3 separate regions of the Homo sapiens genome follow, and regions 2 and 3 are each linked to region 1. A link is a contact called in ENCODE Hi-C or POLR2A ChIA-PET data. All regions are on one chromosome and are shown on one strand. Each heading gives the region's core, a stretch centred on a gene start or an enhancer-like site at or near the end of the contact. The rest is flanking DNA. Distances are from core to core; before and after follow the strand shown. Region 1 holds the start of LINC02673 (long intergenic non-protein coding RNA 2673). Region 2 holds the start of LINC03028 (long intergenic non-protein coding RNA 3028). Region 3 overlaps PDSS1 (decaprenyl diphosphate synthase subunit 1).

Region 1 (3,072 bases), core at 226-2,725:
AAAAAGTTTTTATTTGTGAAAACTTTTCACCCATGGTAGGGATGAAAAAGTACATTCTCACTAAAGTCAAGAGGCACACACCCAAAGCAGCCCCGGGGGCAGGGCTGGGAAAGCCAGCAGCACCAGCATCCTCAGCACATGCCAGCAGGTGTTGGCTGAAGCAACAGGTGTCCTGGGGAAATGGAAAGGAGTTACTTAGACACAGTTGCTGATTCTCGAATTTCCTATTTTTCCCAGGATGTCTTTATCATTTTCTTACCCTCCTGTCTATGTTTAGACACATGGCCCTCAGAGGTGACTTGTTGGCTGCAGAACGAGGAATTCATCACTGTCCTTTGGTCAAGGTAGAGGGAGTTATGTAATTTCATAAACTGTCCATATGTGATGATGGAAATAAAAAAAGAACTGAAGAGATGGAGAAGATACATCATATTCATGAATAGAATAACTCAGTATCATCAGGATGTCATTTCTTACCAATGTACAGATTCAATGCACTTCTAATCAAAATGGAAGCAAATTATTTTATGGATATAGAAAAAGTAATTCTAAAGCTTATATGGGGAAGAAAAAGACCTTGAATAGCTAACACAATATTGAAGGAGAACAAAGCTGGAGGACAGACAGGCACTACTCAACTTCAAGACTTACTGTAAGGCTACGGTAATCAAGGCAGTATCATATTGATGAAAGAATAGACAGGTTAATGAAACAAGACAGAGAGTTTAGAAATAGCGACACATCGATATATTTAATTAATCTTTGATGAAAAAGTAAAGGCAACATGATGAAACAAAGGTTGGTTTCTTCAGAAAGTGGTGCTGGAACAACTGAATACCCACATGTAAAAAAAATGAATCAGATCTTACCTTCTCACAAAAATTAAGTCAAAATGAATCACGGACCTAAATGTCAAATACAAAACTATAAAACTTCTGGAAAATAACAGGAGAAAATCTAGACTCTCTTGGGTTTGATGATCTCTAGAAAAAAATGCCAAAGTTACAGTACATAAAAGAAATAAGTTCCTGATGGAATATAGATTAAAAATTTTTAATATACAAAATGAAAAAAAATCAGAAGAAAATATAAATGCCTATTTACACAGATACATTTTTATGTTGACAAAACCTTTCTAAGACTCTCAGAAATAAGCATTGTGAAGGTTAATTTAGCAAAACAAAAATTACCCTGCATTTGAGAAAAAATAAAAGGCAGCATACTTGTAAAATATTTACTACACATGTATGTGCATGTGTGTATATATAGCAGATTTAAAAATCTTCATTTTACAGAGAATTCACTCAAATCAACAAAAAAATCCTCTATTTAAAATTGGGCAATTTAAATTAGAGATGTAAATTGCAGATCTAAGAAAAGTACTTTGCCTCTAATTTAAAATTGGGCAAACTCCTTCTTCTAGATCTGCAAGTGACTTATGCACACAGGAAACAATATTTAGTGTTCCTCGTTAGAGAAGGCATTTAAGTTAAAACAGGAATCAAATACTGTTTTCTATCCACAAAGTTTATGAGGATAAAGAGCAGTGATATTTATACTGCTGCTTAAAGTTTAAGTTGCAGATGACTTTTCAAATAGACAATTTGGTGGTAAGTACCATATTTAAAAAATTGTATATGCCTGTTGGTGATCAATTCTATTACATTAAGATATTTTTAGAAAATAAGGAAACATACACACAATTTCTTTTTTGAGCGCTGCTTAAAATATCAGTGTATTAAGAAGAATCCATACAATGGCTTTTATAAATACATTTCAGTGAATTTACAGCGTGGGATAAAATGTGACCACTGAATGTAGAAACATATACAGAAGTATGTTGACATTTGAAAATGTATTTTGGTGTACCAAGTAAGGGTAAAGTTCAGTTTGTTTATACATACAGATGATGGTCTTGTGTTATCTGAAATTATGTACGAAATATGATAAAATTTGTTATTTGAGGGCATTTGTTTTAATATAAAATGTTTTTCCTTTTTATTATCTTTGATTTCTGCATTGAACAAGTACAATGTTATTAGTAAAAGTTTATTATTAATGAAATAATTTTGGGGAAGAGCAGGAATATGAATTTTGCACAGATTAAAATAATTTTTCACTTTCTATATTTTAATTTTTATTTTTTGTGGATTAGTATATTCTGTGAACTTTTAGCATTTTCAGAAGAGAAACTTTTTATCTGTGCTTGTTGATTTACATGTACATTTTATTAGAAACATATTTTTATTATATCTAGATTTATTATATATATGTCAATAATTACAGATTAATCATTTTAGTGTAGTTTTGTTATTAGGAAAATAAAGTAGCAAATATAAGTGCTTTATTTATAGCAGTTTTTTAAGATATTGAACTTCCCAACTATATTTATCCATTCTTTGAATCCATTTATCACATGTAAGCTGAATGCCTATTATGTAGAAGACACATTCTATTAACTCTCAAGACCCTTTCATCCTTAAAAATTTCACATTTACCTGCTCAGCCTCAGCAACATGAGAGGCTTAAAATTGGAGTAATAGGACTGAATCTCAATTGAAGCTTTTCCTCTCATCTTTCAAACAAAAATACTTCTGAAGTGAGAAATTAGTAAAAGATAACTACCAACCACGATTTTGGAAATTTATAACAGCTTTAAATAGTAATATGAATAATTGGAAATACCTAATTTACATGTACTCCCTCCATAAATCTAAATATGAATTAATATACATTCTGTAAATCTAAATACAAAATAAAATGAGCCATACCTATTCATTTGAATCCCAAGTTTTCTTTGGCTTGAAGTTTTTAAAATATTAAAGGAGTACTTTGTTTTAACAATTTGTTGTTTTTATTTCAACTCTCCTTTTGCGTAGTACTCTTAAAAGCTAAAATTTCTTTAAGTGTAAATCCTGTGATTAGGACTACCATCGTCCTGTTGTATATACCATATTCCACTTCATGGAAGGCACCCTGAATTGTGTGATGCCTCCTTATTTTATGTACCAATAAAAGATTGTTTAAATTTTTGCCAAATATAGTTCTAATAAATAATGAATTGTAAGTGGC
Region 2 (3,072 bases), core at 396-2,895, 760 kb after region 1:
AACATGTGGATTCTCTTTTCTACCCCCTCATGTGTGAATTTCAATGGCTTGCACTGCCTCAGAACAATCCTAAACTCCCTCCCAGGTTGCCTTGCAGTGGTTCCCTTTTTCTTGGGGATGATTAGGAATCTGCATATTTAGACCACAAGCATCACCTTTTAACAGGTGTGTTGATCAAGAAATGAAATTTGCTAGGCCATATGTTACTAAGTGTGAATTGTCCAGCTTCTCTTCAATAAATAAAGGGGCTATTCCGTGTAAAACATCACCGCATCCACTGAATTTGTGTGGGAAGATTTGGAACAATACGGCAGGAGCATCTTACTGACAGCTGCGCAGGAACACCAGCCAAAACACACAAAGCAGGAGCAGCTCCCAAGGCCAGGTGTGGTGGTTCTTGCCTGTCATCCCAACAAAGTGGGAGGCCAATGTGGGTGAATCACTTGAGGTCAGGGTTTGAGACCTTCCTGGACAACACAATGATACCCTGTCTCTACAAAACATCATTTCTTATTATTAGAATGAGGAAGAGTACCTCTAACCCTCAGCCATTACTTTAGGGGAGAGAGCTCTGCTCTAGAACTCGGGATGTGAAATTGGGAGTCCCAATGCGGCTACTTAAGCTTAAATACAAGAGCTGTCAGACATTTCCTCTACCATAATGAAATCGGTGGCATCCAATTTGTATTTTGAAAACTTAGTTTTTGGCCAGCCTAGGAAAAGAAGAGGGCCCAGAAGTGGGTATTTGGGCAGAGCAATGAAAAGTAACCGGCTGGATGCAACAGGGAAAGAAGGAGTGGGGAGTCGAGTCAGAGCAAGTCCTCCTGTTTGGGGCAGGGGATAGGAAAGCGAACTAGGAGCAGGAGGGAGGAGCCCTAGGCTGTGGATGCCTCTGGGGGTACCTTGGGTGAGCAAGGCCAGAGGAGCTCCTAAGACCAAGAGGTATCTGTCGCCTCCCTACCTTTTGGCGTCTTCGGGTCGCCAATGTGCTGCTAGTCAAGGCTCCTGAATCAGACTGGGCAGGCTCCAAAGCAGTGGAGTCTGGCGCTACTCCCACCGCCACCTCGTGGATCTCAGAAAGGCTCCAAACACCGCACCCTCAGCTGGCCCTGCTTGGGGCTGGCATTGGGGGACAGCGTGTTCCGGGCGCCTCTTCTCCTCTGTGCTAGGGCCTTCGCCTTTGCTGGCTGCCCACTCATAGATGTCAGAGCCGCAGGAAGGCTCCGCAGAAGCCCTGTGCGGGCCCTGCCTGGGGCTGGCTTTGGTGCACATGCGACAGGCCAGCGTGGTCCCCATGGGACACCTCTGTTCTTCTCCAGCAGCTTGGGCCTTCGCTTGCCCCCACGCCTGCAGAGCTGAGCACCTGCCACCTCTCCCCAGGAAAGGCAACCAAATGCCACCAACTGAAGGCACCCACTGAAGGCACTAACTGAAGGCCAGTTGCCCTGCCAGCCAGATCGTGTCCTGCTTAGGAGGAACCAATCAGGCCTTGAGTTCCCTCCACGCGCCGCCCTTCCATTTGTGATGTGGGAGTCCAGGCACTGGCTCACAAGGCCCCGCCCCCACAGCGGCCCTGCCCCACCTTTCATTCATTGATAGCTTCGAGAAACTTTCAGGTTTCCTCACTGTGAATTATGAATATGAACTATATTAAAATTACTGTAACCCAATGTGCTTCATGCACTATCTGGCATCCAAAGGATCCTCTTTCGCCCATGTTGGGGTTTTCGAAACTGGAAAGAAGACTGATTTCTGCAGGTGCTTCAGAAAAAATCTTTGCCATGAGTTAAGTCTACTGTGTGATGTTAACATATATATATATATATCATATATATATACACACAGGTATTCAAAAATTATATATTCATTTTATGTTTTTGAAAATAACACACATATTCAAACTAGCACGTGTAATAGAGAAATTTCCTAAAATTTGTACACTGAGTAAACCATATTTTTCTAATGATTTCGTTGATAGAGCAGCTTTCTAGATGCAGCCCTGTTCACATGTGACTGGTATTTACCTTCTTTCATCAAACATGTCTTTAGAATCGACTCAAGGCAAGATGCAGTAGAGAAATGTAAGAGCCAACTAGAGGAGCCATTTAACTACTAGGTGAGACTGATAGGTATACAAGCAACTTCAATAAAATGATAGGCATGGAACGTACCTGGGGAGAAGTGCTAAGATGGGCTCCAAAAGCCCCGTATTCATGAAGATGCAATCTTTATATTTAAAATACTAGTGATACAATAAAATGTTCTCCTTCACCTCTCACCTTTAATTTCATGGTATTGTCATCCACCCTCTCTATTCTGACTAAGCGTTTCTTTCGTAAGCCCCAAGAAATAGCAAAACCACGGAAAATAAACATTTCAATCTTTGCTTTATTGTTGAAAGAAGTGTGTCGTTGATGACTTAGTTTATTATCATAGAGCCAGATTCCCAGTGAGGAAGCAGCATGAGCTGGAATTCATGCCCTTCATTTGGAAAGCTTGCAAATCATTGACATTCTTTTTTTCGCTAAATGTTTTAGAAAATTAGAATTCTCTTTATGCTGTAAAGGGATCTTAAAATGACGGGAATATATTTGTACTCTCCATGACAGTGTACATATTCCTTCTCTTAGTTTAGTACAAAAATAGTACTTAAGGAACTTCTGTGGAATAATAGCAATTCTAAGTAACAACTAGAGTTGAGATTTTTCATAAAACAAAATGTATAAACTCTTATTGTTGTTTGTTCGATTTGAGACAATCTAGCTCTGTCGCCCAGGCTGGAGTGTAGTGTGGTGATCTCAGCTCACTGCATCCTCCACATTCAGTTTCAAGCCATTCTTCTGCATCAACCTCCCAGGTAGCTGGGAGTACAGGCAGACGCCGCCATGCCCGGCTAATTTTTATGTTTTTAGTAGAGACAAGGTTTCACAATGTTGGCCAGGCTGGTCTCCAACTCCTGACCTCCAGTGATCTGTCTGCCTCTGCTACCCAAAGTATAAACATTTTTAAACATTTAAAGTTGACCTTGCCATTTAGAAATGTAGAAATTCATCAGGGTCCTGAGTAATTATA
Region 3 (3,072 bases), core at 430-2,929, 610 kb after region 1:
TGTACACATACGTACATGGGAGGACGCTGTCATCCCCTGGGACTTCTCCAGAAATCCCCAAAACTCTTTTTAAATCCTCTGAACCAACTGTTATCAGGAAACCCCTTAAGAGAGATGTTAAAAATAAAGGAATTCCAAAAGACAGGGAGTTTCTGTCAAGTGCTGGCTGGAGTAAACTCCAAGACAACCCACCACACCAAATTAAAAAGGAAAAGGTGGTTTCCCAAGAATGCTTGTCCTGGTCCAGTGTTCACAAATGGAAAAGTTCAAAGACCATCTCATCAGCAAACAAAACTCACCTACCAAAGGGAAAGGATTACAGACGTCTTAGAACTACTCCACCAAGTAGGTATGTTGTTTACAATAGCAAAGACATGACACAGAGATGATTCTTTGAGTATCGTCAGTGCCCAGGTGGGTTAGTTACCTGCTCTGTGGGAAGGCCTGTGTGGTATCATAGCTACTAACTTCTCAGCATTACCAGTGGCAATAACACTATGTATGATGTAATAAAATGAATACTGGTCTTAGACTTGTTCAGTTCCCTGCTGTGCCATTTACCAGATGTTTAATTTTGGCGAGGTTTGGGCATCAGTTTCTTACTTGCAGAATAAACACCATAATATCTACCACAAAGAGGAGTTGTGAGATTAGAGATAATGTATGAAAGAATCCTTTGTAAACTAAAAACACATTTTCATTAAGTGGAGATATTGCATATTCTTACGTTATTTTTGGAACTTGTTTTTACCTGAATTAATCTTAGTCCCATATATCTTTTGACACATTTCTTGCTAAGAATCTCTTGTTTTACAGTGTATTCCACAAAAGAGCCTAACCTTGCTGTTTTATTAGAAGGCAACTTATAAATACATACTTGGCTAACTTCTGGCCCATGTGCCACAAGACAGAAACATCAGTCTACTTTTGAAATGAGTCCTGTCCAGAGTCACTTCCTGCTTGGACTCCATTCTGTGTTCCCTTTTCTGAGGCTGCAATGTGCCTTTTCAACTCACTGCCTTATGGGCAGATGAGAACACTGCTGTCTGGTGAGCATGAGTAGGTGCCTCATGACTGGGATTTCCCAGCAAAGCACACATAAAACCATGGCTTCGGGTACAGTAATCTTTTTTTTTCCTTTTGCTTGCTTTTTTTAACCAGCCTTTTTTTTTTTTTTTTTTTTTTTTTTTTTGAGACGGAGTCTCACTCTGTCACCCAGGCTGGAGTGCAGTCTCGGCTCACTGCAACCTCTGCCTCCCAGGTTCAAGGATTCTCCTTCCTTGGCCTCCCGAGTAGCTGGGATTACAGGCATGCACCACCAGGCCCGGCTAATTTTTGTATTTTTAGTAGAGACGGGGTTTCCACCATATTGGTCAGGCTGGTCTTGAACTCCTGACCTCATAATCCAACTGCCTCAGCCTCCCAAAGTGCTGGGATTACAGGCATGAGCCACCGCCTAACCAGCATTTTTCAGTCTCTTGTAGATTACTGACAGATACTATGCAGAGGTCCATTTCCCCTTTCCCCCACTATATATGAAAGCAGAGATAGCCATTACTCCTTTGTGTGTGTAGGGGAAAGTAAGTTAGTTTCTTCTGAAATATATTCAGAGTGAAACACAGTCCGAAGAGGCCAGCCTCCTCTCACCCAGTCACCTTAAGGTTTAAGTAGGACTCAACCGGTAACTTAGTATCCTGGGGTTCATAACAAGTACTTAACAATTTGAAGATTTTTACAAATAGAGCAACCAAAACTTTCTCATAGACTTCTCCAGGGAAAAAGGCTTTTTCCTTTTATCCTGATAATCTGAGCCTAGGTAAAGGAATCTTTACCAAGCTAGCTGGATTTCAGCACACTCAGTCCATCTTGCTTTCCTTCACTCATGTTTACTAACAAGTATCTGAGAAGTAATGTTCGCAGTTATATAGGTTACTGGTAGCCAGTGCCTCATTTTTCTAATCCCCAGCATAACACCTACATGGCTCAAATGTTCCTCACTCTTGCCTTAATGTACAAAAGGAGGTTTTATAAATTTTTGTCAAAACTGGGCACATGTATTATACTCTTTGATTTTGGGCTGGCAAGTAAGCCTCATTGGGAGAGAGGACCTATTTACAGCATACCTTTCACTTCTTACCTCAGCCTCCAAAGTTTGAGAGGATGGAAGCCTTGTAATAATGAGGGTGGGTGTTCCTACCGAGTACCCCAACATCTCCATTCATAGCCTTAGCAAGCTGCCAAAGTAGCCTGGTCCAGCCACCCAGAACGTCAGCCTCCCCTGGGAAGAATCATGCTGCCAATGGCTATGCTAGATAGTGGGTGAAAGATGACCTTTCCTCTCTCCAATCAGAAACCCACCAAAAGCAAGGGCCGTGGTTTCTGTATCACAGTGGAATCACTGAATTTTATGGAGGACATGACTGACCTTTGTAAACGTGAAGACAGAATAGAGGCAAAATCTCTGAAAGACCAAAAGTTACTATAATTTTACACCAAAGAGCTAATGTTGAATTTCATGGCACGGTGATGAACATCTTACTGCTTTGCAACATAACAAATTAAATACTACTAAGATGAAAATCTATTAACGAGATGTTCCAACACCAGCTAATGTCTCACTTATTTCAAGTAACATTCAGTACAGCCACAAGCCATGTGGCAGGGTCTGGAGGAGGCTGTGAGAATGTCTGCTTTGTCAGTCGAGGGAACATCTTTGAAGCTTCCTAAGCCTTTCATTCACATTAAGGGGGACTCAGTCCCTCAATCCGGAGAAAGAAGGAACTATGTGGGTCTACTGCACTCCACTGACTTCCTGACATTTTGAGGCAATGGCCGAGGTTCTAAAGCCTCTCTCAGAGCAGCAGAGTCTCATTAAACTTCTAGAACCGGAGAATTTCTTATGCTTGGAGGCCCTTGATGCTTCCTATGCCTTTTAAGGGGCTCTGAGGACCACCAAAGTCCAGTCCTATAATCAAGACTTAGAAACCGTTCACTTTGCCAGTGGCCAAAATATATGGAAATAATCACGATGCTACCTCAAATGCCTATGGCACACCACAAGACACAAAGATC

What was found. Hi-C counts contacts between places; a loop is a spot of excess contacts on that map. ChIA-PET counts read pairs that join two places held with the same protein, here RNA polymerase II (POLR2A). Pooled maps may share reads with other maps.
Region 2: a map with no recorded cell type shows a loop between it and region 1 (4-fold over the local background). The contact joins the promoter of LINC03028 here to the promoter of LINC02673 in region 1. A Hi-C loop is called at or near these places in 1 of 168 maps with a recorded cell type or tissue (IMR-90), 10 of 37 single-sample maps with no recorded cell type and 4 of 50 pooled maps.
Region 3: a loop to region 1 is called in a pooled map, with 3 times the contacts of the local background. The contact joins the enhancer-like site here to the promoter of LINC02673 in region 1. A Hi-C loop is called at or near these places in 1 of 168 maps with a recorded cell type or tissue (K562), 3 of 37 single-sample maps with no recorded cell type and 3 of 50 pooled maps. POLR2A ChIA-PET finds 5 or more read pairs at or near these places in 1 of 52 experiments (PC-9).

The regions. Positions count from the first base shown.
Region 1 is chr10:27,341,839-27,344,910 of GRCh38, reverse strand. LINC02673 (long intergenic non-protein coding RNA 2673) reads right to left here and starts at 1,475. Exons shown (of 2, transcript NR_187428.1): 1 at 260-1,475; 2 at 1-172.
Region 2 is chr10:26,577,880-26,580,951 of GRCh38, reverse strand. It overlaps LINC03028 (long intergenic non-protein coding RNA 3028), which reads left to right and starts at 1,645. Exons shown (of 3, transcript NR_134472.1): 1 at 1,645-1,758; 2 at 1,979-2,116. RefSeq lists an enhancer at 1,203-1,703.
Region 3 is chr10:26,735,843-26,738,914 of GRCh38, reverse strand. The region is part of intron 10 of PDSS1 (decaprenyl diphosphate synthase subunit 1); the gene reads right to left. Among named protein-coding and RNA genes, the nearest start is that of PDSS1, 40 kb to the right of the region's middle. Within about 2 kb of position 1,679, at least 7 of the 41 ENCODE cell types and tissues checked have a DNase peak (open chromatin) inside an H3K27ac peak, as active enhancers do.